2 separate regions of the Homo sapiens genome follow, and region 1 is linked to region 2. The links are chromatin contacts, found by Hi-C or POLR2A ChIA-PET in ENCODE. All regions are on one chromosome and are shown on one strand. The core of a region is the stretch at or near the end of the contact, and the rest is flanking DNA. Distances in the headings are between cores, read along the strand shown.

The links. Hi-C counts contacts between places; a loop is a spot of excess contacts on that map. ChIA-PET counts read pairs that join two places held with the same protein, here RNA polymerase II (POLR2A). Pooled maps may share reads with other maps.
Region 1: a pooled map shows a loop between it and region 2 (6-fold over the local background). The contact joins the promoter of ADRA2A here to the enhancer-like site in region 2. A Hi-C loop is called at or near these places in 3 of 37 single-sample maps with no recorded cell type and 10 of 50 pooled maps. POLR2A ChIA-PET finds 5 or more read pairs at or near these places in 1 of 52 experiments (IMR-90).

What each region holds. Positions count from the first base shown.
Region 1 is chr10:111,074,693-111,078,935 of GRCh38, forward strand. ADRA2A (adrenoceptor alpha 2A) reads left to right here and starts at 2,337. Exons shown (of 1, transcript NM_000681.4): 1 at 2,337-4,243. The coding sequence starts at 3,305. RefSeq lists a silencer at 2,300-2,349.
Region 2 is chr10:110,607,601-110,611,440 of GRCh38, forward strand. No RefSeq gene overlaps it. Among named protein-coding and RNA genes, the nearest start is that of RBM20, 35 kb to the right of the region's middle. RefSeq lists an enhancer at 3,657-3,840. Within about 2 kb of position 2,216, at least 2 of the 41 ENCODE cell types and tissues checked have a DNase peak (open chromatin) inside an H3K27ac peak, as active enhancers do.

The DNA.
Region 1 (4,243 bases), core at 1,087-3,586, 470 kb after region 2:
CAGGGTTCCTGGCTCTGAAAAGACCTGTTCCCATTTTAGGAGAAAAGACTCCAAATCAGGGAATTAAGAAACCACCTGGCTGTTTGGGAAGCATTTAGAAAATATGACAAGAGGTGTCATACACAGGCTAGCAGCAGAAATTTCAAGAAAGATAATTACTGTAAACTTTGTTTTTATTTCCTCTTTTGATTCTGAAATTAGGAAGAAGAGCAGTGTGTTGGAAGCTGGGGTGCAGATGGTAAGTGATGGTCTCCTAAGACTCAGTTCCCGAGTTCTACAAACAGCAACACAGCAAACCCCAGATTGCCACGGGCTCTGATTTTTGTCTCTTAGTATTCATACTTGAAGTGTGGGGTTCCTAGTTGCTGTGCAAAAATGACTGTAGCCATGTTTCCAACTGAGCCTACTGGCGATGTCCAAAGCCCCTGCCAAGAGCCTCAGAGCAGAGACTTTAGTAGAAGATGGAAAATGAGTGACTCAACAGAGCGAGGAAATTGTCTTCTCAGCTTCCTTTAGATTGTCCAGAAAGGGAGATTAGAAAGGCTCCTCAGAACTAACACTGGAAAGGGAGTTTATACCATTAGGGCAAAGATTGGGAGACAAAGGTACTGAAGTCAAATGAGACTTCTGTGAAATACTTTGGAAAGTACAGATTTTGAGACTACATGAACAGCAGCAGCACCAATAACTGTATCACTGGTGCGGGCTATAGACATCAGCTGGGAATGAAGGTGATTCTCAGGGCCCTTAATTTAGCCATCAGCCCCCAGCCAGACCTAAGCCTGCAGCTGGCTGCACAGAGAGGCAGCCTGTTCCATCCTTGGAATTCCAACTTAGGTGACTGCACAAGGCATTTTGGTTTAGTGGTTCCTTAAATAAGACGACATTCCTTTAAGTCTAATCTCTCTCCTGCTGAAATTTCCTACCCTCTTGGGTTTTACCATTAAACTGCTTGCTCTCATCTGAAAAGTGCAGCTAGCAGGGTGCAAGCTAGTGCTCTAGTGACCGTTAAAATCTATCCTAGGACAGCTAGCACGCACGGAAAAACTTGCCATTCGCCGCACACCCACTCCCCCCCGCCCCCACCGCTATTCTTATCAGAGAGAACATGGAAAATATTCTACTCCCTCTTCCCCTTATTGAAGGATGCTGTGTGTACATCTGAATGGGGGTGGGATGCGGGGCGGGAGTGGAGTCTAGCTTTCGGTCCTCAACAAAAACATAATGATTCCCAGCAAGCCAGAGCTGTGCAACCAAGGAGGCAGGATCCTGGCCTCTCTCGGATCTGCAGGAAGGGTGGGCTGTGCGGGTCCAGAGTGGGATGCCCGTTCTGGCCGGCGGTGCCTGCTGAGCCCTTCCTGATGTGACTTTATTAGACAAACCCCCACTCCCGCCAGGGGTAGACACACGAGTATCTGCTTTAGGAAGATTTCTGCAACACGGCAGGGTGCAATTCAAACTCTGGGTTCTCCTTTCCTGAGCTTAGAAACCAATTTGTTCGGAGATAGGAGAAGGCTCTGTTGGCAGAAGACCTAAGAGACGGGAGGAGGCGCCTGGCGTCAGCGGGTCGCTTCTCAGCCGTGACCACGAGCGGCCAGCAGGTGTCAGTGCGTCCTCGCTTTGCCCTGGCGCTCGGCTCCTGGACCCCTCCCCACCTCGGTCTAAGGGGGCGCGGTCCAGACCCCGGGTCTTGCGTTTCCCGCAGACAGCATCGCGGCTGGGAGGACACGTAGCCGCTTCTTCCCTAAGCGGAGGTCTGAACTCCGGCTTGTACCACTTCCCCGTGGGTGCTGTCCATTCCGCCCCAGGGGTTCCATCCGAAGCCGCGCCTTCCTCCCTCTCCAGGACCCCTTTCTCCCCAGCCTCCAGGAGCACCTGCGGACCGCGTCGGCTCTGGCCCGGAGCTGGGCTGCTCCAGACGTAACTCACACCGGAGGTTACTTCCCTCGATTTGGGCGGGGATTCCCTTCCATTTTTTTCTTCCCTTTTCTCCCAAGATCCAGCTTCTTGGGGGCACTCACGGGTGCCCGTTGCGTTCTGCTCCGTCGGCCCGGAGCTGCATGGCCAACTCCCAGCAGGGGCCGCTCCTCCCCTACCCCCCACCCCCGGGCTCCCTCTTTAAGTCTCTAGCTCAAGGTACCCGCCTCTCCAAAGGGCTCGTCCCGCCTGAGGGCAACGCTCCCCGAGGTCCAGCGCTAGGCGCGGGCGCTAGACTGGCGGAGGGGTGGTGCGAGGGGCGGGGGAGGGTCGGCTTCCCACGTGGGGGCTGACGCCGGCTGCTCAGCAACGCTTGCTTGATCCTGGGGCTATAAAACGAGTCCACCGTGAGCGCAGCGGAGCAGCAGCAGCTCCAGCTCGGTGCAGAAGCCCAGCAGCCGGCGTGCCGCCGCCCGGCCACTCCAGCGCCTTCTTCCCCGCCTTGCGCTCCTGCCCCAACTCGCGCTGTCGTCGGACCCCGGCCCATCCAGCAGCGCTCGGCGCCCACCAGGCGGACGCCCAGGAGAACCCCTGCCTCCGTCGCGGCTCCTGGAGAGCTGATCGTTCACCTGCCCCGGCCCGCCTGAGGACGGGGGTGCCTTCATGCGGCCCCCACACTCCTCACCCCGCCGCCGCCGCCGTCCCGGAGCTCCGCACAGTGTGCCCCAGCCCCAGCAGGGCGCACAACTTTGGAAGTCTCGCGGCGCTCCGAGAGGCGGCAGAGTCCGCGCCCCAGCCCCGGGCCGGGCCGGGCCAGAACCGCAGCGTCTGGGGGAAGCCAGAGAGTCGGTAATCGCTTCGGGGATGTAAGGCGACAGACATAGGACCCCCGAGCTCGCATCAGCACCCTTCGGCTGCCTCCCGGGGTGGGGGCGGGCCCCGCACACGGTAAGACCTCTTGCTTTCGCTCAGGCTCAAGATTCAAGATACAGATATTGATATGTATATATATATTTAATTTCCTGTCATCCTTCCAAGTTATCAGGCCACCGATGATTTTTGTTCTCCCTTCTTGAAGAATAAATCTCTCTTTACCCATCGGCTCTCCCTACTCTCTCCCGCCGCTTAGAAATAAAACTTGGCTGTATTAGGAGCTCGGAGCAAGAAGGCGCCCACCGAGAGCGTCTGAAGCGCGAGCCAGGCGCAGTTCGCGGGACCCGGGCCATGGGCCGCTAGCGGTCCTCCAGTTCGGGCCCGGCCTCCCTGCGGCCCCCTCCCTATGTGAGCCGCAGCCAGGCGAGCGGGGCGCCGGAGGAAGAGGAGGACCCACGGGCGCCGGGCCGGAAGGCAGCTGGCAGCAGGCCCAGGCCAGCGGGCGCCCGCGTTCATGTTCCGCCAGGAGCAGCCGTTGGCCGAGGGCAGCTTTGCGCCCATGGGCTCCCTGCAGCCGGACGCGGGCAACGCGAGCTGGAACGGGACCGAGGCGCCGGGGGGCGGCGCCCGGGCCACCCCTTACTCCCTGCAGGTGACGCTGACGCTGGTGTGCCTGGCCGGCCTGCTCATGCTGCTCACCGTGTTCGGCAACGTGCTCGTCATCATCGCCGTGTTCACGAGCCGCGCGCTCAAGGCGCCCCAAAACCTCTTCCTGGTGTCTCTGGCCTCGGCCGACATCCTGGTGGCCACGCTCGTCATCCCTTTCTCGCTGGCCAACGAGGTCATGGGCTACTGGTACTTCGGCAAGGCTTGGTGCGAGATCTACCTGGCGCTCGACGTGCTCTTCTGCACGTCGTCCATCGTGCACCTGTGCGCCATCAGCCTGGACCGCTACTGGTCCATCACACAGGCCATCGAGTACAACCTGAAGCGCACGCCGCGCCGCATCAAGGCCATCATCATCACCGTGTGGGTCATCTCGGCCGTCATCTCCTTCCCGCCGCTCATCTCCATCGAGAAGAAGGGCGGCGGCGGCGGCCCGCAGCCGGCCGAGCCGCGCTGCGAGATCAACGACCAGAAGTGGTACGTCATCTCGTCGTGCATCGGCTCCTTCTTCGCTCCCTGCCTCATCATGATCCTGGTCTACGTGCGCATCTACCAGATCGCCAAGCGTCGCACCCGCGTGCCACCCAGCCGCCGGGGTCCGGACGCCGTCGCCGCGCCGCCGGGGGGCACCGAGCGCAGGCCCAACGGTCTGGGCCCCGAGCGCAGCGCGGGCCCGGGGGGCGCAGAGGCCGAACCGCTGCCCACCCAGCTCAACGGCGCCCCTGGCGAGCCCGCGCCGGCCGGGCCGCGCGACACCGACGCGCTGGACCTGGAGGAGAGCTCGTCT
Region 2 (3,840 bases), core at 966-3,465:
GCTGAGATCGCACCACTGCACTCCAGCCTGGGAGACACAGCGAGACTCCGTCAAAAAAAAAAAAAAACAAAAAAAAAACCAAAACTCTCTTAATAAAAGGACTAGTACTTTGATTCAGCTTCCCACAAAGGGAGAATACCAGTGTTTAAGTAAAGTGAACAGTATTCAGATTTCACTATCACCCAGCAAATGGTCTTACACAGGATACAGCTTCCAGTTGTTGGGTGCTTGCCACAGAGGTGCAGAGATTATGTTCTGTCTTAAAGATTTAAGAAATCATTTTCTTAAAAATTCTGCTAGGTATAGTGGTTCATACCTGTAATACCAACATTTTTAGAAGCTGGAGCAGGATGATCATTTGAGCCAGGAGTTTGAGACCAGCCTGTGCAATGTAGTGAGACCCGATTTCTACAAAAAATTTAAAAACTAGCTGGGTTTGGTGGCTACACCTGTAGTCCCAGCTACTTGGGAGGCTGAGGTGGAAGGGGTCACGAGCCTGGGAGGTTGAGGCTACAATGCGCCATGATCATGCCACTGCACTCCAGCCTGGCAACAGAGCAAGACCCTGTCTCAAAAAAAAAAAGTGTTATATTTACGAAATAATATTCATTCTGTATCTTTTTACTTAGGCGTATCTCCTTATCCTGGAACACTGATAATCCAGGTTTGTGTATTTATGCTTAGTCAGCTATCTTAAATGGAGGGAAGTGCAAATGGAACCAGTTGCACATTAATGCAGTTTAAATGGTAACAGCAAAGTGTTAGCCTGCTGTTAAAAGTTAGGAGGATCTTTCCTTCCCTACTTGGTATTTTTTTCTTTTTTTTTTTTTCTCTTTTTTTTTAAAGAGAAGATAGGGCCTTACTCTGTCGTTCGGGCTGGAGTGCAGTGGTTCAATCATAGCTCACTGCAATCTCCAACTCCTGGGCTCAAGGGTTCCTCTCAGGGCACCTTCCCAAGTAGGTAGCTAGAATTACAGGTGTGTGCTAACACACCGGCTGATTTCTGATTTTTTAAGTAGATGGGGGTGGGGTCTCACTTTGCCCAGGCTGGTCTCGAACTCCTGGCCTCAAGTGATCCTTGGCTTCCCAAAGTGTTAGAATTACAGGTGTGAGTCACTGCAGCTGGCCCTTTTTTGTTTTAAAATTATATGTAATTAGGTGGAAATTATCCTCTCCTTTTGTGTGAAGATTGAACAGTGATATCCTTGTTTCCTTAGTTTTATCTTTTGGAAGAAACAATTCTTCTTTTCATCCGGGAAAAGTAAGAACAGAATCTGTTTCAATTGCCTATTGCCTAGAAGTGTTACAGCTTTTATTTTGGTCACATTAAGTAATTCTTGATAAAGTGGTTAACATTTCTAGAAGGAATATTATTTTGGCAAGAGCTCAGATTTCACAAAACGTGTCTTAAAAATGGCTTTCGGCCAGGCGTGTTGGCTCACGCCTGTAATCCCAACACTTCGGGAGGCCAAGGTGGGTGGATCACGAGGTTAGGAGATCCAGAGCATCCTGGCTAACACGGGGAAACCCTGTCTCTACTAAAAATACAAAAAATTAGCCGGGCCTGGTGGCGGGCGCCTGTAGTCCCAGGTACTCGGGAGGCTGAGGCAGGAGAATGGCGTGAACCCGGGAGGCAGAGCTTGCAGTGAGCTGAGATTGTGCCACTGCACTCCAGCCTGGGCGACTGAGCGAGACTCTATCTCAAAAAAATAAAGTGGCTTTCATATCTCCACTTTTTCTAAGTTAGGACTTTGAAGGATATATTTAGATCCAGAGATACAAAATTTTTTAGTTTAATACCTTAATTTTATAGACGAGGAAATCTGAAGCCCAGATTAGGTAAGTGACCCAAATGAATAAATGAGCACACACAGCTTAATAACCCACAGAGCCAGAACCAAGTCCTGGCTTTCCTTCGCAAGCAGGACAGACTCTAATACATTAGCTCTTTTTTTCTCCCAAGTTAACTATGAAAATGGGAGAGAGATAGTACAGTGTTGATTGATCCTCCACATGACACAGAGAAACAGATTTTAAGGGCACAATTCACCATCTCTGGTTTTCTTTGCCTTTTGCCTCCCCACTCCTCCTATTTTCTTTAGACTGCACTTATTTAGGTACACTCTGATCACTTATCTCAGTGTCTTAGGGGGACTGGATTACTCCTGGCTGCCAGTCTTCTGCATGAAAGATGCCAGCGTTGCTCCATAAATCTGCCACCATGTGGCACTCACTCTCCCCTTCCTAGACACAGAGTCTCCTGGGTGTAAGAGCCCTTGTGGCAGCCAGTAATTGCTCAGGGACATGAGGCAGCCTAGCGATTAGGTTTGCAAGAAGCACATGGATTTATTTCCTCTCTCAAGTCCTCACATTGGTTGGTATAACTCTATTATTGGAAAGAGACATTAAGGTTTGAATGTTATCTCATGGATACTTGTGTGTTCAGATCAGTGCCTGGAAAGTTGATTATCAAACATTAAAGTGTACAGTGATCACAAGTCCTGCTTTGGCTTTATAAATATACACCTAAAATTATTCAGTAATTAACAATGATGGCGGTAAAGGCTGGAAACATGGAACTACATATGGGTGGAAAAAACCCACCACCATAGAAAATTGAAGGACACGGGTTTAAGGCAAATCATTTGGGACTAAGTTAACAGAGGCAGTTAAGGTATAATGTACTAAAGGTCCCTGACACTTCTGAGGCAGAGGCCTTTGCTAGGAGAGGTCTTCAAACACAGGAATCTATCGTACCACTTCAGAATTAGAAATGATGGCTGCAAAGGTAGATAAGGCTGAGGCTTTCTTCATCATTGGGCTGCTGCTTTGTCTCCCAGTAATTACTTCACTTTTTTCCCAGAGCCACTAGAGGGGGCCCTTGACACATGCCAACCCCTCCATTTTTTCAGTCTAGTTTTTCAAACTCTAGTTTCTTAGAGTAGAGTTCCAGGAGCAATGAGATGGTCAAGGTGTGACATTCTTGAGATTTCTCTGTTGCAAGAGTTTGAGCTACGTGTTAACTGCAGCTCAGTAATTGGATGCTTTTAGCCAAGGTACCTAGTGCTTGCAACAGGTTGGATTGCTGCTTAGAAAGGTATGCAGCAGCTGTTTAATGGGATCTTGTTAACAAAATTTGCAGTCTGTATTAGGGTTCTCTAGAGGGACGGAATAGGATAGATGTATATATGAAGGGTAGTTTATTAAGGAGTATTGACTCACATGATCACAAGGTGAAGTCCCGCAATAGACTGTCTGCAAGCTGAGGAGCAAGGAAACCAGTCAGAGTCTCAAAACCTCAAAAGTAGGGAAGCCAACAGTGCAGCCTTCAGTCTGTGGCTGAAGACCTGAGAGCCCCCGGCAAACCACTGGTATAAGTCCAAGAGTTCAAAAGCTGAAGAGCTTGGAGTCCAATGTTAGAGGACAGGAGGCATCCAGCACGGGAGAAAGATGAAGACTGGAAGTCTCAGGAAGTCTGCTCTTTCCATCTGCCTGTTTTATTCTAGCTGCACTGGCAGCTGATTAGATGGTGCCCACCCAGATTGAAGGTGGGTCTGCCTCTCCTAATCCACTAACTCAAATGTTAATCTCCTTTGGCAACACCCTCACAAACACACCCAGCAACAATTCTTTGCATTCCTCAATTCAATCAATTTGACAATATCAGCCATCACAGTCCTTTCTTGCAGTAGCCCTACTTGTTTCTCCTCAGAGCAGTTTTTTCCTCTATACTTTCTCAATCTTCATATAAACCCAGAAGAGTTTGTTCTATTATAATTTTCCTCATTTGCTCTGTCTCTAACCTTGCATCCCTTAATTGAAACAGCTTCACCTATGTTG